Regions from separate parts of the Homo sapiens genome. Here region 2 is linked to region 1. Evidence: read pairs that join two places in POLR2A ChIA-PET (ENCODE). Cell type or tissue: GM12878. All regions are shown on one strand. Each heading gives the region's core, and the rest is flanking DNA. Links, peaks and the distances in the headings are about the cores only. Region 1 holds the start of LOC124902268 (a long non-coding RNA gene). Region 2 holds the start of LHX2 (LIM homeobox 2).

Region 1 (15,008 bases), core at 48-8,047:
GTTGGAGGGTGGAGAGTGGAGGGACCTGGTGAATCATCCAAGATTAAATACGGGCAGGCACTGCCAGGCTTGTGTGGAGATGAGGCTGGGACACTGTTCGCAGGAAGAGTCCGGTGTTCTGGCCCCCTGATGTCACCTTCACGGGCCTGACTCACAGTCCTAAATATCTGACAGCGAGATCGCTTGTAGGTAGGCTTCTTGTCACTTGTCATTTAAGTCCCCTGCCTGCCTTTTTTCCCTGCTCATTTCCATTTCGATCACGGCTTCTACTACATGTGCTTGAAATGAATGTTGTGTGTGAGGACCTGTGTGGTTTGGGCCATGTTGTGCCCCCCTGCCAGTGTCCTTCGGTGTTGAAAGGAAAAGGTATTTCTCTCCCTTCCATGTATGTTCTGCAAATTGACGAACATTTGCAAATTGCTTTGAGATGCGTTAATTTAAGGTGTGAAATAATAGATCTTGTGCGAAGGCTCAGCCACATTTCTGGCATTGATGGATTTTTCTCCCGTCTGGCCTGTGATTTGGGGAGGTAAAAATAGTCCTTTTTTCCACATTTTTATCTTTTTTTTTTTTTGCTGACATCATTCTTAGGAAGTGGTGTGCACATGCCGTGGAACTTTACATGGAACATGGAGCTCTGGGGAGCAGGAGTGCTCTTGGAGTGAGGGGTGGTCTGCGGTGGCCCAGGCACCCCCTGGCTGTCCGTGAAATGGCTTTGAAATGAGCAGGCACTGTTGAGGGCCTCAGTGGCTTTTTGGTATTTGGCTGTCTTTTCACTTATGACTCTTGGGTAATGGCAAGATAACTTTTGGGGAAAATGTTAGTTTAAAAAGAAAAAAAATCAGGCCAGCACTTTCACTCATTCCTGTCTGAGCTGGTCCCTTCCTTTGGCCAAAGCTGAACTAAACCAATGGCCTTCTCAGACTCGACTTCCAGACAGAGGAGCCGACATTGGGGCAAATCAGTTGGTGGTGTAATTTCCTGTGATGTTAACTTTGGGAACTTGAACTTGGAGTGGGAGCTAGCATTTTGACATGTGTCCCTCTAACAGGACTTGCTTGTGTGGAAACAGACCCCCACATACATGGCTGCGCCATTGTCTCCAATTCTGGATTTTTCCACAGATGACTTCTCGGGTGATCTGGTGGTAAAGGCACAGGTCTTCTAGCCAGGCCTTCTTGGCCTCCAGCAAGGGCAGGATCACAGCACCCCACCAGACCTGACTGGCCACCACCGCTGTAGCTGTGGCTGGGCGAGTGGGGGGGCCATGGGAATTGAAAGATGGGGTGGCCGAGATCTGAAATGCATTCAGTTGCAGTGGCCTGGATCTGCACGGAGCCGTTCTTTCTTTCTCTTAGACATCTGCATGGTGGTGACCTCATAGAATTCTAAGAAAAAAGGGGCTTTATGTAGGAATTCCATAGAGTGTGAAGGAATTTGGACAGGGGAAGGGGGAGGGAAGTTGCCATTCAGAGCCTGCAGTGCCTGCATTTTCCCCGAATTGTTTAACCCTCATGCTTCAGAATTAGGCTGAGGCTTGCGGGGTGGGTCATGTTGACCTGGGTGAACAGAGATCCCTTTAAGAAGAACTTCTCCATGTTCCAGAGGCGCGTTCTTACTGCAGGTGAGTGGCAGTATGGGAATTAGTCCACAGGCCCCTTCTCGAATGCCTGCCCTCTCTTGTTCCTTGTCCTCAACGTCTTTGAAACTTGGGCTTGTTGGGAAGACACCTGCAAAAGGATGGATGCACATGACCTTCAGCTCTAATGAATCAAGCTGCTGATGAGGAATTCACTGGGCTCCCAATCCAGAGAGCTTCGCACACACCCACTGGGGTTGAGACGAGCACTGGGTTTATTTATTGTGGACTTTTGGAGTCTGAAGGACTCTTGCCACCCATCTGTTTCACGGAACAGAACCTGAGGCTCAGAGGGAGCAAGGCGCTCCCCCACAGCCGCATTGAGAGCCTGAGCCTGGGCACCCGATGGAGTGAATGAGGCTGGAGTCCCAGACCTGCCTCTCATGAGCACGTCGCCCACTGAGCCTCAGCGTCATCATCTGGAAAACAGGGATAATATTATGACCTCAGAAGCTTCGGGGGAGGAAGTAAGTGAAATAATGCATTTCAGATGCTCAGCGCCTTTTAAGTGCTTGATGCTCATTCCCCAAGATTACATGAGAGACATGGAAAATCTTTAATGACCAAGGACCCACCCAGGGTCACTCAGCCGGGACCCTTGGTCCGTGGCCCAGAGTGTCTCCAGTGCCCCTGCATTGAGGCCCTAAACAAGGCCAGAAGCAGGTGCCGGGGACCCCTCTGGATTCCACCAGAGCACCTTCCTAGGATCATGGCTCCCAAAACGGAAGGGAAGGAGACAGCGCAGTTTGCAAAGAGGCAGGATTTAAGCACCAGGGTGGCCCTGTGGCGCCTCAGGAAAATGTTTGCCTGTCAGTATCTGCTCTCGTTCCCACCTGTCCCCACAAAGCGAGGCCATAAGTCCTCGGCGTGGCATTGGAGGGTCTCTGAAGGCCCTGAGAGCTGTGTCAGCCACGGTGTGTTATGAAGCAAGGCAGATGTTTTGTTAATTATTTACACAGCGTCGGCCCCGCAGAGGACTGCGCTGACAGGAGCGGCTGTCACAGGCCTGGCCGTGGGGCAGAAGTGAGCAGCCGTCTTCCCCTGGCAGTCCTCCTGAAAAGGTCTGCATGGCAAGGCCTGAGGGAGTCCTGCACATTTTATGCCCCCGCCCCCCAAAGCCATTTGGGTTTCCCTTAAACTGGCTTGTTTTCCTGAGCCGGTGGAGAGATCCTTGTCCTCCGGAAGTGGCTATCGCTCTGGGGCGGCTTCTCTGCCAGCTCGTCACACCCTAGACCCAGCTGTAGTCTGTGTGGTGGGAGAGGGTGTCACCAGGCTCTGGAGGTCCACTCCTCTGTAGTCACCTCATGCAAGGAGGGCTTCACAGGGGCCCAGCCTCTACTCCCTCATCCGGAAAACGGGCCAGTAACACCAGGCACCAGCCCCGTGATCCTCAGGCACCCTTGGGGGTGATCTGCCTTAGAAATTCAACTTTAGGATTAGAATTCTGCTAAGAGGTACCATGTGACAAAAAAGGTAGTGTAAAAATCACAAAGACCAGGACAGGCTCATGCCTATAATCCCAGCACTTTGAGAGGCCGAGGCGGGCAGATCACTTGAGGTCAGGAGTTTGAGACCAGCCCAGCCAACATGGCAAAACCCCATCGCTACTAAAAATACGAAAAATTAGCTGGGCGTGGTGGTGGACACCTTTAATCCCAGCTACTCGGGAGCCTGAGGAGCCTGAGGCGTGAGAATCACTTGAACCTGGGAGACAGAGGCTGCAGTGAGCTGAGATTGTGCCACTGCACTCCAGCCTAGGCAACAGAGCGAGACTCTGTATCAAAAAAAAAAAAAAAAAAAAAAAAAGAGTTCTGCAAAGAATGGCACCTGGCATCAGAGCTTTCCCTGAAAGGCCACTAAGGATGAGGAACGTGAGCTCCGGGGAGGCGAAGGGGGCAAAGCCACCTGCCTGTTGCCTGTTTTACATAAGGAGGTTTTGCATAGGAGTCATTTTAAGATACATGAAGTAGCCAGAATAGATAAATCCACATAGACCTAAAGCAGATTGGTGGTTTCCAGGGCCTTTGGGGAGGGGAGACTGGGGAGCGACTGATTAAGGGACATGGGTTTTTATTGGGGTGACGCAGACGTTTTGGAACCGGATGAAGGTGGTGGTTGCACAACATTGTGATTGTAATACATCCCATCCAGCGGTTTGCTTTAAAGTGGTTAAATATATCTGAGAAAAATGTTAAACATAAAAGTTTTGGCCAGGCACGGTGGCTCACGCCTGTAATCCCAGCACTTTGGGAGGCCGAGGCAGGCGGATCACGAGCTCAGGAGTTTGAGACCAGCCTGACCAATATGGTGAAACCCCATCTCTACTAAAAATACAAAAATTAGCTGGGCGTGGTGGCGTGTGCCTGTAATCCCAGCTACTCAGGAGGCTGAGGCAGGAGAATCACTTGAACCCAGGAGGCGGAGGTTGCAGTGAGCCGAGATGGCGCCACTGCACTCCAGCTTGGGCAATAGAGTGAGACTCCGTCTCAAAAAAAAAAAGACAAGTTTGTCTTGCTTTAAAAAAAAAAATACCTCTCCTTTTACAGATGGCGACACTGAGGCCCAGAGAGACATCATGACCAGCCTCAGGTCCCACATGCAGCCTGCTGCTCTGTAGCCTAAATCAGATCACTGTCCCAGCTTTCAGGTCAAGGCTCTGGTTGTGACACCTGGGCCTGGACTGCGGGTGAAAAGTTTTGATGCAAAAACACAGACCGTCCATTGTCCTATGGGCTAAGTGGACTCCCTTCTGCTAACCAGAGATGCTTGTGCTGGCTGGTGTGTGGCACGTTATCTCATTCTTTCATGACGTATGTCCGGATGGAAGTCCTGGGTCAGGCATTGTGCTGGGAGCCCACACGAAGACCCTCTAATGGCCCCACCCATTGGCCTCTCACCACCTGGTGGGGACAGAGGCTGTCACAACCCCTTCTTAGGTGCTCTTGATCAATTTGCAGGTGGCATTTTTTGGGATGTAGTCTCTGGGGAAGTAGGAGAGCTTCCGGCAGTGAGGGGTGTTTGAACCCACCTGGAGGGAGACGTGGGGTTTGCCAGAGGGCTGAGAGGGCTGGGGTGAAGGGCAGGTAGACCCCAAGGTGGAGAGGCAGGTGGGGCCGGTGGGTGAGAGGTGGGGCTGTGGAACTTCCTCCTGCTTCTTTGGCCTTTGCTCCTGTCGGTAGATGGCCTTACCAGGCACTTACTGTGGGCCATGTTCTAATCTAACCCTTAACCTGAGGGAACTCACTTCATCCTCCCAGTGATGCCGTGATGTGGGTATCGTTCTGCCCATTTTATAGATGAGGAAACAGAGACCCAGAGAGTCCAGGATCTGTGGTGCTTGACGAGCATCAGCCTGAGTGCTGTGAGGACACCCACAGCATGGGGGTCTGAGCTGAAAATTGGAGGACAGAGGCTGCCCTCCGGAAGTGACCAGGATGTGCCCTCAGGAAGTGACCAGCTGCCCAGCTCAGGACCTGTGTGAGGGCCCCCAGGCAGCTGGAAGGAACAGTGTGCACCCAGGTACCATGCCAGGGCCCCTGAGCATCCGTCTTGTCATCGCATAGTTGTAACCTGCCTCACAGACTGAACATGCACTCTAGAAGGGGATGGGACTTGGTCTGTGGACCACAACAGTGTTCTCCATGGCCAGCATTGTGCCTGACACATAGGAGGAGCTCAATTAATATTTGTTGAGTGAATGGGAAGTTTTAAGTAGGCACGCGGCCGGATCCTTGGAGAATGTTTATATGGAGTGAACGAATCTGTTAGCAAACGTTCCTCACTCCCCTCAGTGGGCTGTGCAGGGCTGTATTGAGCTGAGCTGGCCCTTCCCTGGGAGAAGAGGTTTCTTAGAGAAATGCTCATCCTCGAATTATTCCAATGAGGAGGAACCTAAGCCCAGAAGGGCTCTACCTCCCAGAGTTACAGGCTCTCCTTCCTATGCCCCTTCCCTGCCGAGGCAGCTCCCACATGTCTGCATAGGAGGGCTTTGGGTTGGAATGGGTCAGTGCTGTGTCTTAAAGCTGCATTTTCTACCAAGCACACACTTTGTTTAGAGGGCATATCTTTTGGGGTTGCTTTGAGGAAAGGCTAACCAAGCCACCTCTGAGCACAGACATGACTTTTTGGCAAATGAGCAGGACCCCAGATTACACCCCATCTTAGAAAGTAGGAAACCCAGCATTGAAAGAGGAAAGATTCTGCAGCTGATGTGGCCTTGGCGGGCCACCAGCGTGGGTGCCCAGATGGCAGGATCACTGGGCACCACATGGCACACAGAAGAGAGCAAAGGAGAGGGAGTCCGCCCCTGGGCTTGGCAGGTCCGGTCGAGTCCGCCTGGATTCAGTTACAACAGGACCTCGAGTGGGCACGGCGTGCCGGACTGAGTCAGTGTGTGTACATTTCCTTTGTTCGTCTCCTCCGGGAATGTAGTGGCCTTTTGTGTGTGTTTTAAATGCCAGCCTCCTTACCTAACCCAAGAGGAAATGAGGACTGGGTTTTTGTCTGTGCAGACGCTGGGACAAGTGTGGGAGCCGCCTGCTCTTGGAGCCAGCCTAGTGGTGACAGCGTGGCATTTGGAAAACATTCTGTGGTTTTCTCCAAGGGGTGATGGGCACACCAGGTGCTGGGCCGCCCCTGAGCTGGCCACTGGGACCCTGAAATGAGGAAGCCCTGTGACCAGGTTTCATGATGCCATTCAGCAAGGGACGGCTGAGCACCACATGCCTTCTTGGCCCCTGGGGAAACACACAGGAATCAGATGAGGTCCCTGCCCCGTCTTCCTGGGGAAACATGCAGAGAAAATACTTGTACTCTGAGCTAACACCTTTCACTCGCACAGACCTTTATGGTGTTCTGTGTCTTCAGACATTGATCACCTGTAGGTGAGACACATCATGGCCCCACTTTCCAAACTCCCAAACGGGCTGTGATCTGTAGAAGTATTTAGTGCCATTCAGGGACAGGAGAGATGGTTTGGAAGATGCTGTCTGCTGTGCGAAGTCTCTGGATGCTCAAATGGCTTATGGGGTGGCATCTTTGAAATTACCCAGTCCTGAAAATTTCAGGACATATGGTCACTGTGATGTGCTAATGTTAGCAATTGAGATATTTAATGACCCAGAAAAACCCCTTTTCCTACCCAGTGCAGGTTACTGGAGAGCCTTTATTTCTCAGGAGGAGGGTCTTACACAGTGTAATTTGGACCAGCAGATAGGGAGTCATTATCCCTCATTCATTTATTAGCTAATTAAGTGGTTTATCTGGTCACACATTTACTCCTTCAATTGCCATTCATCCAGCACTGTTTGCTGATGTACCTGGCCTGGTGCTGGGTACTGGGGGTGGAATGAAACAGAACAAATATGACTGAGTCCCTACTGTGTGCCAGCCCATAGGGTGTGCTGTGTGCCACAGGTGAATGCATTCACTTCCCAGTGGACATTTAACAACCACCTACTGTGTGCAGACTCATGGAGATGCAGAAATGCAAATGGCACAGTCCGTAGTGGTTTGGACACTTGTGGTGTTTTGATGGGGTCTTTAGTCCTGGCTCTCTCTCTGCTTGCTGTGATATACCCAGTCAGCCACTGTTCACAGGCCACGTGGTGACGTCCCCAGAATGAACCAGAAACAATCCAGATGCCCCAGGAACCGACGTGAGAACAAGGCATCCCCTTCACACGTTGTGTCTCAGTTCAGCGTCTTGCCACCACCCAGCATTTTGAGACAGAATGTGAGATCGCGTGGTTGGCTAAATACATAAATATTTTATGTCTCGATATTCTGAAAATGAAGCCCAAATGCACAGAACTGCAGCACATCAGTGCTATAGATCATATGTTATAATAATCTGATGACATGTTGTTTAAATATTTATGGACTGATGCGACATGACAATGGGGGAGAGAGGAGGCTCGGAGCAGAGTCTCGGCAGATGCGGGAAGGAGGGAGCAGATTCCTGTGATCCCGAGAAGCGTCACAGGACACCTGGGTTTCTGATGTGATGTTTTGGGGTTTTATGACAAAAACAGTGGCTGACATTTATTGAGCGCTTGCCGAGTGCTGTACCCTTCACTGATACCATGTCATTGAATCATCACAGCATTCCCAGATGGTGGGGCTCTTATTAACCCCAAGTTACAGAGGGGAAACTGAAGCCCAGGGCAAGTCAGTGGTCCACCCCAGACCCCACAGCTAGTGAGTGGCCCAGGAGCAAATCCAGGCTGACCCCATTCTGCATTCTAGCTCTTAATTACTGTGCCGTGCTACTCTAGGGGTGACAGGTCATATCTGAAAACCCCCCACCCCTGCCTGGGTGACCCCTTGCTTGGTGCTAACTGGACTTTTTTTTTTTTTGAGATGGAGTTTCACTCTTGTCACCCAGGCTGGAGTGCAATGGCACGATCTTGGCTTACCGCAACCTCTGCCTCCCGGGTTCAAGCAATTCTCCTGCCGCAGCCTCCCGAGTAGCTGGGATTACAGGCACCCACCACCACGCCCGGCTAATTTTTTTTTGTATTTTTAGTAGAGATGGGTTTCACCATGTTGGCCAGGCTGGTCTCGAGTGATCCGCCTGCCTCGGTGGACTTTCTAAATCACAGGAAAGGAAGGTGATGTCTGTAAAATGTCGGATGGGATTGGAAGGCACAAGGAATGAATAGCTTAGGAGGGGCAGGGAGTCGTGTGGAAGGGCCACTGCAGCCCGGTGCCTGGCACATAGTAGGTGCTCAGGAAATGTGGTTCTTGAGCCTCTGCCCTTCTCTTTGTTGTTGGTTTTGCAGAGTCATTAAGGGAGTTTACTGCAGACTGTCCCCCATATAAGTGTCCTGTGGCCCCTGAGCCTTTGCCTCAGCCTCTCTCTCTCCCTGCAGTGCCCTGGGAGGAATCAACTGACAGCCCTTTCAGTCTCCCACAGTCCAGCCAGTTAAATCAAGGTGTTCCCCTTTTATAGAGGAGTCTCCTAGAGCCAACCGCAGCATCCCTGCCTTTGGGAGCCACCTGGAATGTGCCAGCTGCAGTAGCCGTTCCTTCCACGCCCCCCCCCCATGCTGTCTGTGGGGCTTGCCACTGAGTGCTCCATCTCCCCATGTGCTCCATCCCCCGGCATCTGCTGCCATTGGTCCTGCCTGTTGCGTTACTTCTCTGTGCCCTGGAGCCCCTCAAGCACAGAGGCCTCGAAAGGTTGATCAGACATCCTCAGCACCTGGAGCGGGGCCTGGCACACAAGACGGCAATGAACGGCCAACCCTAGAAGTTCACCCCACAAGACCTGCAGGGCGGGGGCTGAGTGTCCAAGAAGCCTCTTGGGAAGGGATGGTCTTAGACCTAGTGGTGTCTTCCCATTCTGCAGAGGCCTAGGGATGTCCCCAGGTCCCCAGAGTGGGAGGGGAAGGGTCAGAAGTCCATGGAAATAAAACACAGGGCCAGCTACAAAATTTGTGGGGCCCAGTGCAAAATGAAGATGCAAGTTCCCTTGTTCAAAAAGCAGTAAAAAAAAAACACAAAAGTTTTTTCCTTTCCTTTGCAATCTCTTTCCATCTGTCATGATGTTTTTTGTTTGCTATTTAATGTCTCACTCCCTGGACACAAGATACTTTCAGGGTGAGTGCAGACCTCACAGGTGTGGGCACACCTGCCCCCGACCCTCCTGCCTGCATCCGGGCCCCTGCTGCAGGTAACGGGTGGCAGAGGTTGCTGGGTGCGGGAGCAGGCAGCTGAATACCCGTCCTGGGGAGGCAGCTGAGACTCTGTGCTGCCAGCATGTGCTCCATTATTCCACCAGACTCCACTTAACACAGATTCAAAGATGACATGAAGCATTTCAGGACAGTGAAAGCACAGCATGAAGCCCTACGCTTGGGGCTCCCTTCTTAGGGCAGGGCCAGGTCACCTGGACATGAAGCCAGCCTGATGGGAGGGGCCATAGCACCCACACACACATTTCACACAGAGCAAGGGCCTTATGTTGGTTCTCTCCACAGAGCTGGGGCCAGATCTGATTTGAAGGGAAAGTTCTGTGTTAAGCACTGTCTGCAGACTGCTGGCCCAGCAGGTTAGTCGGCCAGCCAGGGGCTCTCCCTCTTCATCCGGAGCCTCTGGTGCCAAAGACACACCATGGTCAGCCCTCCCTGACTTAATCTCTCACACCATTGCCAGAGATTGTTGCAGTAACAAACCCAACCCCTCTGACTTCCGCTCCTTGAGTGACAAGGGTCAGAAATCGAGTGGCGCGGTTGCCAACCTTCTCACTCAGGAACAACGCCAAACACGTGGTGCCCCAGAGATCAGAGAGGGTGAGGAGCTTGGATTCCACCAGCTGTCACGCTGTTCCCAGCCCCAAAATGGGGAGGCTCAGCACCCACAGGGAGTGACGTCTGGTTACTCTGAAAACATGGACAAGGAGGCTCAGGTGAGGGGTACTTACTTAGTACCCACTGTGCACCGGAGACCCGGCCAAGTACTTTCCGTGTGTTGCCTTCGTTAATCCTCGTGACAACTTTGAGCTGATCCTGTTTTTCAGATGAAGTTAACTGAGGCTCAGAGAATGAAGCTGCCAGTCCAAAGCCATAAACCACACACTTTGGAAACTGAGATTTGAACCCAGGCCCGGCTGGCCCCAGAGTTAGTGCTCTTTGCACACGAATCCCAGGCACACTGGCTGGCTGAGGTCCCTCCCTGGCTGGGCCTCTTGCCCCCACCGTCTGCTGCATCTGCATCTGCAGGACAGGGGCCAGACCTCAGCGCTGCTGCCTGTCCACTCCTGCCCCTGAGCAGTCCATCCTTGTTCTTGGCAGGGAGCAGATCTCAGGGCCACAGCTCCAGCTTTTCTCCTGCAAGGCCTGGCCAGCTCTGTGGCTGTACTTGTGCCCAGAGAGACAGGTGGCAGCGGCAGAGTTAGGCACACCTGGCCGTGAGCCACACCCACCTTGTGCTCCCCGTGTCTCCTGGGCTTGTTACCGCCCACTCAGGCCTCTGTTTTCCCATTTGTGGAGCAAGGGGTAATAGCAGATCCTGTCTCTGGGGCAGTTTTCCCAATCTATTGTGGTAAGGGTGTATAGTCCTCAGTTCCACGCCAGGCCCAGAAGAGGCCTTTGATACTCTGTGTTGATGGTAAACGACATGGTATGGGGTGAGCTCGGAGCTTGGTGGCCCCTGTGACGCTCTGGGGAGCGCTTCCCCAGGCCACAGGGCAGGCTCTCAGTCCAGAGCTGCCCTCCCTAAGGAATTCATCCCTTCCTTGTTTTCTTTGTTCATTCATTTCATCCCACAGATCCAGGCGCTCTGCTGAGATACAGTAATGAGCCCCAGGCATGAAGTCCCTGCCTGCACAGGGCTGGTGCTGTGGTTCCTAAACAAGAAACCGGTGCAGGGTTCCTGGCCAGGCAGTGCTGGGGAGAGGTAGCTGGGACAGCGTGGTGGCCCATGGCTGCCACAAAGAATGGAGTTCCTTCAATCTCTTTCTTCCATTAAAGGGCAATCCCTGGGGATTTAACATGCTGCCTTTCGTGTGAGGTCCCAGCACTCCCAGCGTCCTGGGAAGGCCTCATCGGGCTTTGCTTTGCTTCAAGGTGTCTTTGAGAAATCAGTTTTTCCAGTTGCAATGTGGGAGTTTTCCCCAGGCTCTCCTGAGACTCACAACCGCTCCCCCTAACGCTGCTGGTCATGGAGACCCACCTGGGCCAGGCCCTGGTCACATGTGATCGCATCGACCTCTCTTGGTGACCTTGAGAGTCAGGTCCTATTAATTCATTTTACAGATGAGGAAAGGGAGGCTGAGTGAGGCTGCATCATTTGCTGAGGAGCACAGTGTGCCCACTGCCAAGTCAGGATTTGAACCCACGCCCGTGGCTTCCAGACCACACTATCGGAACCACTCTGCCCTAGTGTGAATGGATGTTTTTTTAATTCTTGGCAGCAGAAAAACCAAAGATTCTGCTCAAAGCAGTAGACTCTCAGCGGCCCATGTGTCAGGGCTGTGCTGGGTGCTGCAGGAGAGCTCTGCAGAGAAGAATAGAGACAGACTGTTGGTGCTAAAATTGGCCTGAAAAATGACCATTTCCGCGTGAGCCAGGATTGCGTTGACTCCTTGCTCCAAGGCTGTGAGGTGTGTGGGGTTAGGTTCATGTGACAGATGAGGAAGTGGAGGCTCAGAGAGGCTGTGTGGCTTGCCAAGGTCACACAGCCCCGGGCGGCCTTATTCCACATCCACCTGCTCTGTCTGCCATCATCCATGGTGGTCTCCGGACTAGCTTTGGCCTCCCCAACATCCTGCATTTGGATAAACTGAGGCCTAAAGAACAATTCAGGGCTTGATCCCGAATGGGGGAGGGGACGGAACCCTTTGCATGCTTGTGGAAATGGACACTCATTCCACAGCGAAACTGCCTTCAAAATGCCACTGATTCTCAGGGCAGGAGAAGACTTAAGAAATGACAGCGGGCAGTCAGGGCACGTGTGTCTGTGACAGCAGAGGGGCCCGTATCCACCCTTCCTGGGACCGACAGCCAGGGTGATGGGGTTTTATAGCATCTGGAACAGGCAAGCCTTTTATAAGAAAATGTTTCCAAAGTTGTCCCGTCCCACCGTTGGCAAGCAGTCCTTAAACGGCAAAGAAACAGCCGTGCTCTGCATTCACGAAATGGTGAGCTGGCATTTAGGCCATTTATTTAAAGCGGGAGTTGAGGAGGCTAAAGACTTCAGTTCTGAGTGGCGGCTCGCAGCCTCACTGCAGCAGGGGAGCGTAATCTTCAGGGTTTTCTTCCCATTTACGGGTTTTTTTGTTGTTGTTGTATATTTGTAAAATGAGGCTTCTGCTGGCAAAAGCAGGTTTTAGCGAGTGCGGCGGCTCTTCCAGGACCTAATAAGGCCCCAACGGAGGGTGAATTCCAGCAACACTTTCCTTCCCCACATGGCCCCCCCATTCCGTCTTGCCTCATACACTTTGGGCACAGGGTACCATTCATCTTGCTTCCCATTAATGGAATTACCGCCATCACTTCTGTGGGATGAGATGGGCCCTTTGGAACTGTCTTGGGGACAGAGGCAGGATTGGCCGCCAGGCAGTTTTGCTTAGAGGGGAAGGGAAAGAAAGAGAGGGAGAGAAAACTCTTACAAATGGATGCTTCCTTGGGTGGTAAAGATCCTTGGCCATGGAGGACAGAGGCCGCAGGGCCCATCCAATCTGCTTCCTGCGCATGTCCCGTGTGAGCCTCGCTGTGGCAGGGCATGTGATGGCCCCAGTGGCAGATGTGAACGGGGCTTGACACCTGTGTACCACAGCCCCTTGACTTCAGAAGAAGGGAAGGAGGGACCCAGCATTTATGGGCTGCTGACAGATGCCTGGCACTGTGCTGGCCAAAATTTGGGAAGTGGTATCTCTGTCCTCATTTTTAGATGAAACAGCAGAGTCCCAGAGAGTGTAGACACTTGCTTTGAGTCACACAGCTCATGAGCAGTAGCACTGAAGTTTGAACCTCAGTCTGTCCATTTTCGTGGAGGACCAGCAGTGCCCCTCCTTGAGGCTCCAGAAGCAGCAGAGTGTGGACTCACAGTCCGGGTACCTGTCAGCAGCCTGTCCCAGCATCACCTCCCAATTCCCCAAGAAAGTGAGCAGACATCTGGAGGGTTTTTGCTTTCATGTAAGAATGCTGATCGAGGACAATGCTGAATATCATGTATTCCACCTGGACATCTGATAGAATTTCAGGGGTCTGGGATCCTGAGAATGAGGGAGGGAGGTTGGGAGCTGACCGGTCTGACGCACTGTGCTTGCCATTCTGCATGTCCATTTGTAGCAAGGCTGGCAATCATTGTCCTCTCCAGTGCCGGCTCTGATAGATTGATAGGGGCTGCCCGAGATGCCATGTTGAGAAGGCTTTGGAGACTGGCATTGATTAGCAATGTCTGCTGTGTGCACAGGAATGAAAAGATGGATGTGAAAAGGACCGACCTAACTTAGTACAATTCTTAACCTGAGCAGGGACCCCAGGGGCACGAGCTCTGCTTAGTTCTTGTGATTAGTTCATCGTGTGCCTCACCACACTTCCATCCCAGTAAACTCCAGGAGGGTGAGACTGTGCACAGCACACAGTGGGAATTCCACAGATAACAGAAGGAAGGATTGATGAAGGCTCTGCAGCCCCCAAAGAGCCAACAGTTGGAATCCTACAGTGAATGTTTTTAAAAACGTAATTTTAAACTTCTAGGGATGAGATGTAGGTGCCCACTTATTTAAACCAGGGCCATTTCATCCACGTCACTAACTTGCCGGATGTCTTTGAGTCATGGTTTCACCTGCCTGAGCCTCGGTTTCCTCATCTTCACTCCCAGCACTGTGGAGGGGTGACCTGGTTGATGACGGTCATGGAGCCCAGAACCCATGGGTAACGGGGTCAGCATTCAGAAGTGTCAGCTCCAGCTGCCTGCCCCCGCCTGCCGGGCCCTGTCCTCTGCCAGGCGGAGCTCCTGGTTCTCTGGGTCTGTAATGCTTTCCTTCTCACTTCTCAGACATCACTGCTTCTGGGGAGTCTCCTCTGACCTCAGCACACTGCTTAGAAACCCCTGCTTGGTGCCTCCATAGCCCCTTCTGCATCTTCCCCAACATGGCCCCCCACCCTGTGAGGCCCACTAATGGCCAGTCCCCTGCCCCAGGATCCCCTCCAGGGCTAGGACTGAGCCACTTTCCTCTGTGGTCCCAGTGCTCAGCCCAGGGCCTGGCCTGGCAAAGGCCTCGGTGACGGTAATGAGGGGAGGGAGCAATGCACCCTTCGTTTGTTCCTCAGGCCTGTGGCCATGGGGACAGCTGAGATGCTGAGACCACTGTGTCCAAAGCCCAGGCCTTTTCTGGGGACAGATAGGTCAGCGGGACGGATGGAACCAGCTCTGTGACTCACATACCCATTGTGCCTGCTGCGGTGATCCTTTAAACGACAGTTAGGTTTGATCCTGCGGGAGGTGGGTGTTTGGAAAGGTTTTGAGCAGGGGAGTGGCCCCCCTGAAGCAGAGTGTGGCCCGTGGAGGCTGGGGGGCTGGGAGGCGGCTGTGAACTTCAGGAGAGAGGAGGGGGAACGGGGCTGTCCTGGGGAGAGTGGGGAGAAGTGGGGAGCAGCCTGGAACAGTGCCGGGCACCTGGTGTCCACAGCCTGAGCTCCTACCTGGAGACCCCTGGATCAGGGAGTAAAGAATTCTGGGCTGCAAGTCAGAAGAAATGCTCCCCAGGGGCTTCAGTGGCTCCAGAGTCTCAGGAATCATCTCTGGATGGGTGACTGGGGCAAGGGTGGGCTGGGGCCCTGGTCTTAGTCTCCTCATCAGTCAAGGAGGGCAATGTGCTTTTTGCCCTTGACTCTCCTCTGACCCTGGCCCTTCATAC
Region 2 (15,390 bases), core at 5,219-13,218, 250 kb before region 1:
TGATTGGGTGGACATGCCCTTTCACCTCATTGTGTCTGACCTATCACTTAATTAATCTCTCCCAGAGCAGAGCTGTTGACAATACCAAAGATAAGCAGTATTTTGAACAAAGCAGGAAGCTTTTAAAAGAACAAGCCACAGTGAGGTTTGAGGCTCTTAAAAATGTGTAAATCATCAGCATTAGGATGTAAGGTACCTTTATAACGTAGCTGAAGCTCAGAGATGATCCCACCTTTGCCAGAAACTTTCTGTGCCTTTCTTTAGCCATGGATGTCTTTAGACATTCATATTCTGCCTCTCCCCTCTGCTGCTGGTTCCCTTTCTCCTGTCTTTCCCTTTCTCTGGATTCATACTCTCCATGGCTACTTTCCTGAAAATTGTTCTCTGCTTTCCAGCCTTGCCTTTGGCTCTTCACATCCTTTTTTTAGTGTTAGGGCTGTCGAGGTAGTCAGCTTCTAAGGCTTTGGGGGACAAACTATCGACTGCATCTGCTGGTACCTATGAAGGAGGACATTTGTGCTGCAGGCACCTTGGTGACATACAGGGAATAGTTCATTAATTAAAAGACTTGCTAATTGCTGCTTGAATTACTGTACAGAAGGAATGAAATGAGTTTGTAAAAGATGACGATTTGGAGAATGCATTTTTTTTTGTTTAAAATATTTTTATAAACAGCTCCTAGAAAATGTGTTGCTTTTGCTGTTGACTCTATCGTCAACAATTCAACTGAGCTTCAATTAATGATAATATATGGTCTGGGATCCTTCGCTGGGCCCGACTGATGGAAGAGCTTTGTTGAATTTGGTGCAGGTGGCACTGTTTAATAAGCACAGGAAAGAGTGAATAATGTAGTGCTTGCAAAGAGAAGTAAATGCAAAATAGATCGCTCTAATTATGGCAGCCCCCAGAAATGGAGATGCAAGCTGAAATGGCCAAGTAGCTGGGAAATTCTAAATAGTGTCGATTGTCCCCTGCCTTTTTACTTTCGAGGGCTGACATGGTAGCTTAAAAGTAAATTTGGGTGAGCTCATCTCACTCAACACAAACAGAAATTCAAAACCTGAGTCTGATGACCTATCAATGTTTGCCTTCACTGTCTAGAATCCATTACCAGATAGTAAAACTCAGCACTAAAACAGGGCCATCTGAACATTTCTTCCTGCAAGAGATCGGCACAAGCTCTTTACAACTAGCATTTGTATTTTATTGCAAAGTGCCAGGAGATTTTGTTTTTGTTTTTGTTTTGTTTTGTTTGAATTTCTTTATGCTTGAGAAAATTAGCCTATAGGAAATCAAAGTGTGAATACTTAAGCAAACAGAATTTCTCATATACCTGCAAGGGCTTGTAGTGATTTTCATTCATGCAAAGATAATCAATGGGACATTAGTTGTTTTAATTAATGGAAGAATAAAAATGTTGGGGAGGGGTGCCAAGGGACTGGGCTTCAGCTGAAGCATGTGTGGGAAATGACTCATTCCTCACCTAAAGAGACAATGCCAACTTCCCAAAAGCAGGAGAGATTTGCTAATCAAACCAGTGGAAAGTTGGACTTGGGTGTGGGAGGGGTCCTGTTGAAAGTGTAGGGGGAGATATGGTGGTCACACTGGGCATTTTTCCTCCCCTGCAACCTCAGTGTTCCCCTTGGAAAACTAACACATCCTACATCATCTTCTAGGAGAGGAATTGTCTTACTTCCTAGGAAGTTGCACTTTGTGCTGGGAGCCTAGCATGCTTTGTGATGGTAAAATAGTGCCAGTGGCTGGGAAGCTCAAATCAACATTCTTTAGCCTGGACTAAAGAGAGGCTGGGGCTGAATGGGTGTGCTAGACATGGGGTGATCTGTAAAGCGTGGCTCCAGCAAGTGGGTAGAGACCCTCGTCCTCTGATTGAGAACCCAAGGAGGAGCCAAGTCCAGCATCTTTAGCTAAAAACTCCTTTTTTGTTATGTAGAAATGTTTACCAAACCCAACTCCAGTCAGTGCTGGCTGGGCACTCCAGTCGATTGGTGTTAGCGTATGGGAAGCTCATAAAAGCTTTATGGGGAAACCTGTGCTTAGAAATGGAGTTTAGAGGTGTCCTGCTGTCAGAGAAGGATGGCAGAGATGCCTTTGAATGAAGAAGGCTGTGATAGGAAAAATTTTTAGTCTCAAGTGCATGGAAATATGAGTTGTCAGACAGTCAAGGGTTCATCTGCTTCCTCCTCTTCCCCCGTCCCCACTTTTTCCATACAAAATCTTTTGGATTCTCCTCTAAGCAAAATGTGGTTTCCTATGTGAGGAAATTTGTTGCTAGTTTTTCTTGTGCTTCAACCTGAAAGGCTGGCAGAGCAACCAGGTTAGCAAAATGGCCCTACTAGTACTGGATATCATTCTGGGCTAGATTAAAAAGAAATGATTGTCAATAAATGACTGTAGTTATACCAGTTGGGGAAAAAATGGCATCTTTTTGCAACATTTACCTTTTTTGGTTTTGCTTCCAGGGAAATTTACATCATTGCATGGAAATTAGCCGTGAGGGGATGCAATTAGCTATAGTGTATTTTGTTATAATTGTTCTTTCAGAAAAATCTGATCTGACAGATTTATATTGTTGACAATGTGATTTAAGCAGGACCTAGATACATACTTTCTGCACCCTAATCAATAATGGTAAATCCTTTTGCTGAGGTGAACAATCTCTGACCTAGTATTCATATTTCTTTTACCAATTCCCTGTAATAAAATTGAACATTTTGTCACCACTTTGAGAAACACTGCCAAACACCTTAAAACACATGTCACATGCCAGCAGCCCCTCATTTCCCTCCTCCGGGAGTTTCTACATCTGGAATCATAATCACAGATAAAAACCTTGACAAAATTGCATCTGAGCACATTCCTCTCCGCAGCCTTTACTTTCTCATAACATTTAATACAATATTAATACCTGCTACTGAAAAGCAGGAGGGAGGAAAAGGGCTGCCAACCTCCACGTTTCCTGATGCATCATGTTCAAACCTGAAATTCACACTTCGTGTTTCATTTTAAGTTCAGTGCATTTAACAGGGCCCTAGAGAGAGAGCCCTGGTTAGTTCCCCAACCTGCTCAGCTGACGCCCAGGGAGGCGGTTTCAGAATTGTTCAGATCGCTGCAGGGAGAAGAGGAGGAGGAATTGGGCTTCTCTCTGCCTGCAACAGGCCAAGCCACTTATCTATTCTAATGTCACAGACACGGGGTTCCTCTTCGGAAACAACTAAGGCTCCACTAATTTTTATTGTCGATAGCGGTGATAAGCAGATTTTCTGTGTAGTGTGACCAAGGCAATGAGCTGATTTCGTAAAGAAAGAGATAGCTATGCCTGAACTGATTTACTGCTGACTGACAGCCTCTCGCATCAATATAAAACACTCCCTGCTTTGCTGAATGAGGCCCACAAGCCTGGGAAAGGTGTGTGTGTGTGGGTCCTCATTGAAGATACAGAGCTTTTCTGCTCTCCCTGTGACTCAGCCTCACCCCACCCTTTCTTGGAGATAACCCTAACCCTGCATTCCTGTGCAGTGGCAAGGAATCACCCTTCCTCTGCCTTACAAACAGGAGACAGAGGTTAGAGAGAAGGGGAAAGTGCAGGAAGCATATCCCACTGGGGGTTTCCTGGGGGCATGCATGCTACTCTGGAGATGGACTTTTGCATGTTGGTGGCTTTGTTCAGTCCCTGCCACTCTAACCAGAATTGGGATTGTGACAGTCCAGGAGTGTCCCCTCCCTTTACAAAATGTAAACCTCCAGGATTCTGGAAGGTTTAAATTGGTAACATCTCTAACAGCAGCCTCAGTGCAGAGGGGACACACACACACACACACACACACACACACTTCCCTGAGCATTCCCACTTTGGTAAGGAAGGAGTATAATTTGCTGAATGGTGCAAGCAAGCCAGGAGGACAGAAGATGTTACACTTTACTCAGGGAACAGAGGCGGGCAACTGGCCCTGTGACTGCAGCCAACAGCTTTAAGAACACAGTCCTTTCTGCTTCAAGGTTAGGGAGACGTTCTCGCCTCTTTCTTCTTTGCAGTTATTATTCAAGAGGCTTCCCCCGACCCCAGTCCCCAGCACCATCCTCAGAGCTTCAGACCATACATTGACAGTGAGCAAAGGGGGCCCCAGGCAGGCGGGTCTGGGGCCAAGGAGGGCGGCTCCCCTGCGCGGATCCTTCCCTGGTGGCTCCCAAATCCGGCGTTTTCTCTGCCGCCTCTCCCTCGGGGGAGACTCGGAAAGGCTGCAAAAATCTGGGCGCCCGTTCGCTCGCTTGTCAAGAAGCAAACTGTCTTCACATTCTCCAAGAGCAACATCCCTGCCTAGGAAGAGGAAGGAAGAGGCAAAATAAATAAAACCAGTTAATGTTGTAGTTAACTTGCAAATCAAGTAAATCTGTTGGTGCCGTATTTGAGAAATAAACCATCACAGCGTCACAGCAAACACACACTTCTGAACGTCTTCATTTTGATTTAATGGTATATCAGCGTCAACTATCGCTTCCTCTGCTGGTACACACGGCCTGATGCCGCGGGAGGAGGGTGCCCATGTTTATCACCGAGTGAGATGACTAATTACACCTTGTCAATCACCGGCTATGAAGACATAAAACCAGCGCGCACAATGAAGTAGTTGCCTGCAGCGTCAATTAGTTGGCGATTCTGAGGTTATTGCGTGGCCCTGCTTTGGCCGCCTCTAATAACGGGACAGAGCGCCGGGCACCGCGCACTGATCAATCACCCTCCTTCCGCGGCCGCCCGGCTCCCTCCCCTCTCCCCCGCCGGGTCTGGCCTCACTTTCTCCGGGCGGCTTGCGCTTCCTCCCTCCGCGGCCCCGGCTCCGTGGCGCCGGCAGCCCCGGGAGCCCCGGGAAGTTTGCGCGCGGCAGCTCCGCAGCCGGCAGCCGGGAGCCCCGCAGCCTTCGGGGAGCGCCGGGGCTGGTGGCCCCTTTGTTGGAGGAGGCGTGGAGGGAGCGCTTTTGTTCTGAGTTAGTCACGGTGGCCGGCTGGAGGCTGCTACCTCATTATGCGCCGGGTCTGCTTGTCTGCGAGGAAGCAGATGGTGGGGAGGTAGGCAGCGGCGAGAGTGGCCAGACCTGAATTCCGTTCACCTGTCACCTCCCACAAAAGGCAGGTTCGGGGGACTTAGGCATTCGTTGCCACTTTCTGGGGGAGGGGGAGGTCGAGGGGCCGCCGTTTCCGGCGCCTGCGAAGGTTCCGTACCTGTCGGTGCCCGCTCCCCCCACCCCTTGCCTTTCCCTTGGCTGCAGCTTCTCGCACCGCGTAAATGTCACTCACGTGTCAGGATGTGTGTTTACAGCCTGTTCCTCTGCTTGTTTAGTCTCGGCGGACAGGGCTCAGCGGTTGCGCGACGTTCCCCGCCGCTGGGGGAGATTAGCAAAGTTACCCGCCTCTGGACCCCGGGGCCTGGGCCCCTAGATCCCGCCCCGCGGCGGGAGATGCGTTTGAGCCTTTTACAGACGGAGCGCGTCCCAGCCTGACGCAGAGGGATGAATAGACAAGCGCACCGGGCGGGAATCCCGACTGCCTGTGTATCTGGGGTCGGCCCAGCGTTGGACGTGGGCTGCTGGTCCGAGAGGTGGCGACGGAATCGCGTGCCTATATGTATGGGGGAGTGGAAAGTCGCAGGGTGTGTTTCCACGTTTCTTGAGCAGCCCGCGGCAAGAGTTGCTGAGTACCCCACCCCCCGCCCCCAGATCCTAAGGCAGCCCCTCGAGCTTTCCAAACGTATTGTATCCAGCCCTCCCGAGAGTGGAGTTGCACCAAGGACAAACACTCTAGCGTCATTACAAATTTTTTCTGCCCCTTGGGCGACCTCCAGATGAACCCTGGTGACTCTCAGATTGGATTTTCATTCCTTACTTTCTTTGAAAGAAAGTGCCCCAGATGCGTCAATAAAACATGCCTATGTATTCGTGTAGGCGTCCGCATGCCTGCGCGCCGGCCGTGTGCAGGCGCCGAAGCACACGTCTGTGTGAACACACGGGCACGCGCGTCTTTGGGTTTAGTGGTCCTTCCCTCGCGTTGGGGCATCTGTACACATGCAGAATATACACATATGATTGTAACTTCAAGTTTTTTCAATTATGCAAAACGACCTCGTAGGAGCACTTGCAGTGATTTAAGTAGAATCGCCTGAGCACGCAAGTGCAGGTATAACGTGCAATTTACCATTTTGCAGTTGCATCCTTCTTCCCAGCTCTAGACACTTACACCTGATGCGCATGTGTAAGACCCTAGCTCTTCAGTGGTGCTGGCTGTGATTTTGCCAACAGAGATAAAATTCGTGCTGGCTGTGTTATTGCCAACAGAGATGAACATGTGTATTTGCACACATGAACACAAGTTCATGTGCTTGGGCATTACACGCATACATATATTTGTGCACACATATATTTGTGTGTGAAAGTTACTTACACACGTGAAAAACATGATTTCATGCCTCAACTCTGTACCCTGTGAGGTAAACCGCAGGTCCTGACTATCCCCTTACCTGTCCTGGCAAACAAGTCATTTCAGACTGACACCCGCCTTGTCCCTATTAGACGGAGCCAAACCTGCCTCCGAAGCAGACCCAGATGGGACTCTGTAACCGAAGTGCTTATTCAGTTTTTGTCTACAATCATTTTATTTCCTAAATCCCTCCCCCACCAGACACCTGGGTATTTCCCTCCAGTCCCCAGGAGACTCTAGGGTGAGCCTGAAACCTGGAGGCTGGGGGTAGCAGTTGGGATTTACCCAGCACGCTACTTTGTTGGCCCCTGGGGAGGTGGTGCAGCCAGGCGGGTAAGGAGGACTCGCGCCATCAGCGGGGTCTGAGACATGGTGTGCCCAGTGGGCAGAGAATAGGCCTGTGGTTTTTAAGAACCTCACTGATATCGAATGTGTCTTGGAGTGAGAAAGTTTTTAATGGAAAAGGAGCAAGAGAGAGTAATGAAATAATTTGCTAAGTGCCTACTATGTTCCAGGCATTTTACATCCACAGTCTCTTTCAATCAACACGTCCATGCGGAGGAGAGCTTCTTGTCGCCCATTATAAAGGTCAGAAACAGGCTAAGGGAGGATAAGTCACTGCCTAAGGTTACAGTGCATGTAAATGGCAGAGCTAGGATTCGAACCCTGGCCTTTCTGAGTTCCTAAAGCCATGCTCGCCCCCACTCTTCCAGGCTGGGGAGAGACCGGGAAGAGCGAGAAGCTACACGCTGGGCTGCAGATTGGGCCCTAGCGGGCTTGGAGCGTGGATATGCTGGCTGGCCCCCCTCCCCGGGAGTCACAGCTCTCGCCGGTCTCGCCACTCAGGCTCTGCCGGGTACCCAGGAGGCTTGCACGGCCGCCTGCAGCCCGCTGTGCAGAGCCCGGGCCGAAGGCGGAGCTCGATGGGAAACGGCCGGCCGAAGGCTCTTGCAACTCTGCCACAGGCCTGCCTTCCCGGGCCTCCCAGGCGGGTGCCTGAGGCCGCGGCTCCAGGCCGAGGGGAGACCGCAGTGAGACGAGCATCCCCTTGCTGCGCCTTCTTAGGATAGAGGGTTTAATTTTCCTTTCTGAAGATATCGCAGGAAGCTGTTCGTATCTTAAAAACTCCAAACCCCGCGCTCTCCCTCCTCCCTGCCTCCCCCCCACCCCCGCCCTCCAGCCTCGCCCACCAGCTCCCACCATCTCGACTCTCCTCTGCTCCTCTTGCCTCTCCCCTCCCTCTTGGGTCTCCCGCCTTCCCGGAGCACGCGCTGCCAGGGCCTGGGGCGCCGAGCGGCCAATGGCACGGCGGCAGGACGTGATGTCAGGCGCGGCTGTAGAAAAGGCGCGGAGGCTTGCGCTGGCGCGGACTGCAGAGCCGGGGCTGGGCTAGGCGCGCGCTTGGAGAGCATTGCGCGCGGCTGGGCCCGCGGCCGGCGGCTCCTCCTCCCACTCTGCTCCTCCTCTTTTTTCTCCTCCTCCACCTCCTCCTCCGCCTCCTCCTCCTCCTCTTCCTCCTCCTCTTCAATTCTCCCGGTGGCTCGACTCGGCTCGCAGGCTTCGGAGAAACCCCTACTCCAGTCGCCGACTCAGCGCCCAAGAGGGTCGCCTTGGGCTGGGGGCGCACCCCAGGGAGGGGAGGGGTCCAGGCAGCTGGGCCGCCGCGGACACCTAGCGGCTTCAGGGTGAACCCCGACCGCAGCCGTCGCCGCCTCGGGCAGAGTTTGCGCCCTTGCTTTGCGCCCCGGGCGCTGAAGCCGGGCGGGCGATGCCCGCGGCGTGAAAGCGCCCGCGGCGGGCGCCGACCTCTGTCCTAGTCTCCTGCTCCCCCCGCCCCGCTTGTCCCGTGCCCTTGTGACCCTGGCTTTGGCGCCGTCGCCCAGGCGCCCCGCAATGTAGCTGCCCCTGCGCCTCGGCGGGAGGCGTCCTGCCCCGCGAGCGCCCGGGGCCCGGAGCCCGGCCTGGGGGCTCAGCCGAGCTCGGGCGGGGCCGGGGCCGCGGTGGCGATGCACCGGGCCCGTTAGCGCCAGGAGCGCCAGGCAGCTGAGGCGGGGGGCAAGCCCTCCCTCGGAGGAGCCGCGCCCCCGGCCCCGCCGGTCCCGCCGCGATGCTGTTCCACAGTCTGTCGGGCCCCGAGGTGCACGGGGTCATCGACGAGATGGACCGCAGGGCCAAGAGCGAGGCTCCCGCCATCAGCTCCGCCATCGACCGCGGCGACACCGAGACGGTAGGCGCGCGGCTGTGGGGTCGGGGCTGAGAGCTGGGATGGGGCCGGGCCAGTCAGCGCCTCTGCTCCCCGAAGTTTGGGGAGCGTCCTTCGTGCCGCACGGGACTGGGTGCTGGGGATCCTCGGTCAGAATGCAAGGCCGGTGGCTCCCGGTTCGGGGGAAACCCGGCTGCTGGGACGCAGAAGGGAAACAAGGTTGAAACCGAAATCTCGGCCCTGGGGGTAGAGGAGAGCGTTTCTTCCGAACTGGAAGCGAAGTCCCATCCGCGGCCCGGGGCGGCTCCCTTCTCACCTTGCCCGGTGCCGGGGTCGACAGCCCCGCGCTCTCCTCCACCTCTCGGCTCCGGTTGCTGGCGGCGCCGCGAGCGGCGCCAGGGAAGGGCGAACCAGCTGGGAGCATTGGGGCTCCAGCCGGCTTGGGCCGCTCCCAGCTTTCCGGCAATCGGGGATCCTCCTCAACCCCCAGCGCAGTTTCAGAGGCCGAAGTCTTCGGGGCCAACATTTGTCGTTGATCGCGTCCCCAGACCCTTGACTGGTCAGACTTAGCCAGGCCAGGGCTGGGAGTTCAGGCTCCGGCCTGGCCCTCGCCGAAGGAGACTCCATTTGGATCTCTACACCTGGCTCCGCGGGCCCAGCCCCAAATAGCCAGTTCCTCGCCTCAGGCCTCCCTGGGGGCCAGACGAGCAGACACTGCCCGACCAGCGGGCCCAGAAGTGACCTTTAGGAGGCCGCGGAGGTGGGGAGCACGGGAGAAGCTTCTCTGCTCCGGGAGCAGGAGCAGCGGCGCCAGTGTCCTCCCGGCCTCTGAGCGCTTCTTCGGTTAGACCTTCTCTGCTGGTCAGTTTGGATAGGGAAGTATTTGGGTTGAACCTGTCCTTCACCCACGGACTTTGAGGGTGTCCCTGCACCCCACTTACCTCATCCCCGGACCCAAGAGGGCCCCAGCCCGTGTGGCAGAGGAGCCAGAAGTTGGCTGACTTGTCCTGGCCTTAACCTCTGGTCTAAGGATCCAGGGATCACTGGAGCTGGGGCCCAGGAACTCCGCTGTCTCTCCAAAGAGGATTCTGTGTGGAGGGTGACTTAATGGTCACCTTATCCCCCGGGTGGCTCATTTAAGAAGCAGTTTAGGGAAAGCTCTTGGAGGGCTTGACTGGAGTAGCTGTCCTGGTCCCTAAACACAGCCCGAGCATTTTGGGGGAAAGGACAGGGAGGACTGGAAGGAAGAGAGGTAAGCACCAGAGCCATTTAGGCCAGGAGCCCGGCCTGGGCCCGTGGCTGGCGAGGGCTGCGCAGGCAGGCCTGGGTTCTGAACCGCCCAGAAATGGAAATGGGCCTTTTGGGGTGGGGGGAAGCGCGCCGCATGTCCTGGCAGCCCCCTCCGCGTTCAGGGTAGCCAAGGCCACAGAGGGAGTTGTGGGTGCCGGTTTCCCGGCGGCGGAGGGGCCGCTGGCTGACGCAGGCGCTGCTGTCTTCCGCCTCCCTCCCTTCGCAGACCATGCCGTCCATCAGCAGTGACCGCGCCGCGCTGTGCGCCGGCTGCGGGGGCAAGATCTCGGACCGCTACTACCTGCTGGCGGTGGACAAGCAGTGGCACATGCGCTGCCTCAAGTGCTGCGAGTGCAAGCTCAACCTGGAGTCGGAGCTCACCTGTTTCAGCAAGGACGGTAGCATCTACTGCAAGGAAGACTACTACAGGTAGCCCCCCCACCCAACTGCCCCTCAGGACCCCTCCCCCCAATCTCAGGCACAGTCTTACAGTTTGGCCCTCTCCTTTCCGTTTAGTCCCAGGAGAGGGTTCACTACTCAGGACTCCCCCGCTCCCCCCCCAAGTTCTCCAAGCCACCACAAGTTGGGTGATAACCTTTTAAAGCAGCAATTTGGGGAGCTCTTGGAAAGGTCTACGAAGTAGGAGAACCAGAAAAAAAGCAGAAGCTGCCCTCCTGCTCGGAGCTTAGACCACAAAAAAGCTTGAGTTGGGATCCTTGCTCCCCTCTCTCTTTGAAGTTTCTTGAGTTAATCCGAGGTTATAGAAACAGGCACCCCCAAACCTAGGCAGCCCAAGCTGGAGTGAAACACAGCTGGAAAGAGAGCTGTGGGAGTGGGTGCATTTCCAGGTCTTTTGAGAAAATGGGAATGAAAGGTGGCCAAGATCAAAGAACCAGAATCACTAGTAGACTCCAAGTTCTCTGTTTCTCCTTCTCCCCAGTTTTAGGATTAGGGTCTATGTATATTCTCTCTGTCTCTGTCTCTACGTCTGTGTCTCTCTCTCTTTCCCTGTCTCTGTGTTTCTTCCAAATTATAAAAGTCAGTAGGATTCCCAGGCGCTGGTTTGGAGGGAGGAGTAAAGGTTGAGGAGGGGGTAAGTGGTAAGTGTCTCCCTCCACTCCCAGGTAAAGGCTTTCCTAGGGCTTGCGGAGACTCTGGGTGAAGTAGAAGTCTCTGTAGGCATAAGTGTGTTAAGGGAAACTATTTTAGGACAGGACCAGGCCTGGGTCAAAATCTAGTTCTCTCTCCCCCCCATCCTCCAAATAAAGGCCGGGTTGTTCGTCTTGAGGAGGGGATTGCCCCCCGCAGCAGCAGCGGCACCTGGAGGAGGAAAAGGGGGGTACCCAACCGTGTGTTCCCACAGCCCCTCCCTCCATGGTCCCTACAGGCGCTTCTCTGTGCAGCGCTGCGCCCGCTGCCACCTGGGCATCTCGGCCTCGGAGATGGTGATGCGCGCTCGGGACTTGGTTTATCACCTCAACTGCTTCACGTGCACCACGTGTAACAAGATGCTGACCACGGGCGACCACTTCGGCATGAAGGACAGCCTGGTCTACTGCCGCTTGCACTTCGAGGCGCTGCTGCAGGGCGAGTACCCCGCACACTTCAACCATGCCGACGTGGCAGCGGCGGCCGCTGCAGCCGCGGCGGCCAAGAGCGCGGGGCTGGGCGCAGCAGGGGCCAACCCTCTGGGTCTTCCCTACTACAATGGCGTGGGCACTGTGCAGAAGGGGCGGCCGAGGAAACGTAAGAGCCCGGGCCCCGGTGCGGATCTGGCGGCCTACAACGCTGGTGAGTGCGCGGCGCACGAAGCGCCCCCATAGGGTTGGGGGAAAGTGTGCGGCCTCGACGGCCGGGAGCTGGATTGAATCTCTGTGTGCTGGGCAAATAGCGAGCCTTAAGCACCGGACGGCCTCGCAGAAGGGACATTAGCCCCCTGGGCTTCCAGACTGTGCGTCCTCGGCTGGAGCGGGAGGAGAGGGTGCAGTGGTCCCTTGCTGCTCCGGGTGCAGGGCCTTGTCTCTGATAAATTGTTTTTTTGGAGATGGCTTTTTGGTTTGGGCCTTTGCCCCACTTTGCTAGGCAGGAAGTGGCAGGGATGGAGAAAGCAAGGCGGCGCTGACGCCAAACAGGTTTTGGGTTGGCGCGGCTGAGGGCCGGGAACTGGGGCAGCGAAGGAACGAGGCAGGGCGGCGAGGGTCCCAAGAGAAAGGGCTGGCTGTGGCCCGGGGCGCCGAGCTCGGCCTGGAGTGCGGCCTGACCTCGTGAAATGTCCCAAGGGCGGCAGGCTTGGGGAACTCGGGCTTGGGGAACTCAGGAAAGCAAAGGCTGCGGTTCCTTTTGCTCGGCCCGATCCTCCTTTAAAGACAGGTCTCAGTTTTCCCGGACTTTTTCCTCCGAGTTTCCTGGCGCCTGCTGGGGTGAGGGCCGTGACCCTCGGAAGCGAGCCCCCCGGGCGGGGACGAGACCGGAGCAGGCCTGGCCTCGCGCCGGGGTGGGGTGGGGTGGGGTGAGGTGGGGGGCTTGGTTCGGATTTCCGGCATCTTTGAACCCCAGGCCATTCCCGGAGAAGCTCTGCCCCCTCCCGCGCCCCTCCCTGCTCAGGACAGCTGCAGAGGTTCTGAGTTCCGGCAAATGAGCCGTCAACATCTGCCCGAAGTCTGCAAGGCCCGGAAAGGTTTATGACTCTCCGGGCTTCCGAACTAGAGTTTATGTGCAATTATTTTCTTTCTTTCGTTTGCAACAGAATTAGATTTGGAGATTTTGTGTTCTTCTTCCTTTTCCCTTTAGTCTAATGCACAAGCAGAAAAAAGCAAAAACAAAAACAAACCCAAGACTGTGCAGAGGGTGCTACGGCGGGAAGAAGTCAGTTATTTTCATCTTAAAGAATCTGAGTTGAATAGAGAGGGAAATGAGGGGCGGGTGTTCGCTCCAACGAAATCGCTTGGAGGATCATGGGGCGTGTGTCCCTGTGTGCGGAACTGGGAGGAAAACGCAGCCCCCAGTTTGGTAAATGGTGAAGCAGCGGTAGGCCGGTCGGTGGCGCGGATTTAAGATTTGCTGAAGGCACTACCACAGATGTAGCTCTCTGGAACTTCCATCCCTCCTCTCCTACCACCCCCCAAAAAAAGACAAAACCGAGTTCAGACCGGCTCCCCCAACACCAAGCCGCTTCTATTTATCAAGTGGGTCAACTTCCACTCGGAAGCACCTCGCGGGGCTCGGCTCCAGGGCACCTGGTGGCTGGGGAGCTGTATTGTTTTCCTGGGCACGGAGGTTCGGCGCCGGTTTTAGGATTGTGCAAAAAGAGAGTAGAAGGTACAGAGATTTATTTCTGCTTTTTGCTGTTCAGCCGCCGTTTGCCCCAGCGAGGTGGGCTGGAGGCTGAATTTCAAGCCTTGTTTAACCTCTACAAGAGACACCCTCCATTCAGCCATCTCACTTTCTCTCTGGCCTCCCTCTCTCTTTTTTTCCTTTCCGTTCTCTCCGTCCTTTCTCTCTATCTCTGTCTCTGTGTGTGTCGTGTTTGTTCCCGTGCCCTCCTCTCCGACCTTGGCCGGGGCTCCTAGTCCTGAGAGAAACGGCGTTCGGTGCGCCGGCGGTGGCTATGCGGCTGGCTCTTTCGGGGCTCCCGGGACTAGGTTGGGGAAAGAGGGCATCTCCCCGGCCTCTCGGGGCCCAGCCCAGTCTTCCTAGATCTGGCGTCCGCCCTTCCCTCCCCTCCCGCACTGGCAGGAGAGAAATGGCCGCAGTGTGGGCCGCGGGGCAGCTAGGACTGGAAAGCGGGGACCCTGGAGGGTGCGATCGCGGACGGGGTGTGCGGGCGCGGGTCGTGTGCGTGTGCGTGCAGGGTTCCGACCACGGGGACACGAGCTTGTTTGTGGCAGTGTCCCACATCCTGTGGCCCAGCCACGACGACCCCTTGCAAAGCCTCTTGCTCTGGGGACAGTCCCTCCGAGGCGCGGCGGCACCTTACTGAAGGGCGGCGAGCTGGGGGCCGAGTGGGGAGGGGGCGCCGTCGGGGCGCCGGGCGCTGGGCTTACAGCAGAGCCGCGGGCCGCGGGGTCGGAAAGTCCTTCCGGGGCGGGGCCGCAGCGGCCTCTTCCCGCAGCCCCTCGGGCCCGGGCCCCGGTGGAACGGAAACCTCCCCCTACCCCGGGAGGGGCTGCCAGCGGGCTGGGGGTGCGAAAACGGCGGCAGGAGCGGGCGAGGGGCCCGGGCCGCGCACTTTGCGCCTGGGTTTGCGCGCCGCGGCCGCGGGAGTCCCGCGCGGACCGGCCGGACGCCCGGCCTCCCCCAGCCCCAGCTTTTTGTGTGTGTGTGCCTGGCGGCGTAATTACTGATTTGATTCCAATCCATTATTTAGACAATTGAACCTACAATCTCGTCTTTAGTAAAATGAGGCGAAGTCAGATTTGATTACAGGTTCAGTCCCAGCGACAAGAGCTCGAAACCCGATGGGTTAATAACAGATCACGAGTAAATTATTCATGATTTTACGAGCTCTTTAGCTCCATTGAATCGGCCTAATTGAGAGGAAAAAAAAAAAAAAGGAGAGAGAAAGCCCGGGTCCTCCCCCTCCCCTCGGCCCCTCGCTCCTCCCCGGATCCGATCCTGGGGAATCTCGACCCGCCCCCGGGCACTGGGGGCGGGAGTGAGGGGGTTCGGGGCGCCGGCCAAACCTGGGCCCCACGGCTGCCTCCCCCGCCGCCGCCCCCTGCCCTTGCCTCTGGCCGGCCTCGGCCTCGCTACTTAGGGCCGGCTCCTTTCCCTTTTTCTCCACTCCCCTTCTTTCCCCTTTTCTCTACTCCCCCGCCAATAACGGCTTCGGAAAAGGCCTCCCCCGCAGGGACCGGGTCTCCCGGAGCCCCGGGATTCAGCTCGGCCACCGGACCCTCGCCACAAGCTGCGCCTGTTTCCGGGACTCGCTTTCCCCTCCGCTCTCCCTATTTCTTGCTGTCTTTGTAGCTGTCTCTCTGTGGTTCTCCTGGCTCCTTCGCTTTCTTTTCCTCTGTCTGTCCTCTCTTTTTCCTGGCTCTGTCCATCTTCCGTCCCTACCCCCTCTCTCTTTCTCTCCCTCCATTCTGCCTTTCTGTGTTTGTCTTTTTCTCTCCTTTCTCTGCCCTTTCTGTCCCCCTCCCCCGCACTACTACCCCACCTAGGCGGCACTCAGGGCAGGTCCCTTGGGCCCATGGGGGCGCCGGGGTCCCCACGGAGCTCATTAACAGCAGCCAGGCCCAGGCGGGGGCTCGGTGGAGGGATGGGCCCAAAGATACCCCGTAGGGAGGCTGCCCCACCCCCAGTGGAGCTGGGGACTGGGGGAAAGAAAAGGGTTGCTCACCTCAGCGGGTTCCAAGCAGTTCTGGTGGATCAGGTTCAGAGGCATCCTCTGATCCCCTTTAAATTGCCGG

What was found. ChIA-PET counts read pairs that join two places held together with the same protein. Peaks named below come from ENCODE experiments on the same cell type or tissue, not always from the same donor. Only the 100,000 strongest peaks of a DNase experiment are listed, where the experiment ranks them.
Region 2: POLR2A ChIA-PET joins it to region 1 with 5 read pairs; 2 of 35 experiments call an interaction of 5 or more read pairs at or near these places.

Annotation. Positions count from the first base shown.
Region 1 is chr9:124,261,395-124,276,402 of GRCh38, forward strand. All of the region lies in intron 1 of NEK6 (NIMA related kinase 6), which reads left to right. It overlaps LOC124902268 (a long non-coding RNA gene), which reads left to right and starts at 1,631. Exons shown (of 2, transcript XR_007061765.1): 1 at 1,631-2,106; 2 at 8,512-9,146. RefSeq lists enhancers at 2,559-3,172, 2,604-2,693 and a silencer at 3,674-3,733. In GM12878, for the core only: a CTCF peak has its summit at 6,224; a DNase peak (open chromatin) is centred at 3,637; H3K4me3 peaks cover 6,299 bases; H3K27ac peaks cover 6,943 bases.
Region 2 is chr9:124,003,756-124,019,145 of GRCh38, forward strand. It overlaps LHX2 (LIM homeobox 2), which reads left to right and starts at 8,013. Exons shown (of 5, transcript NM_004789.4): 1 at 8,013-8,713; 2 at 10,206-10,408; 3 at 11,367-11,770. The coding sequence starts at 8,594. LHX2-AS1 (LHX2 antisense RNA 1) reads right to left here and starts at 5,641. Exons shown (of 2, transcript NR_135129.1): 1 at 5,311-5,641; 2 at 2,522-4,336. RefSeq lists enhancers at 1,071-1,828, 3,648-4,359, 4,360-5,070, 8,925-9,497, 9,498-10,070 and a silencer at 7,937-7,986. In GM12878, for the core only: a CTCF peak has its summit at 11,301 (motif pointing left); no DNase peak of the experiment used is centred there; H3K4me3 peaks cover 2,171 bases.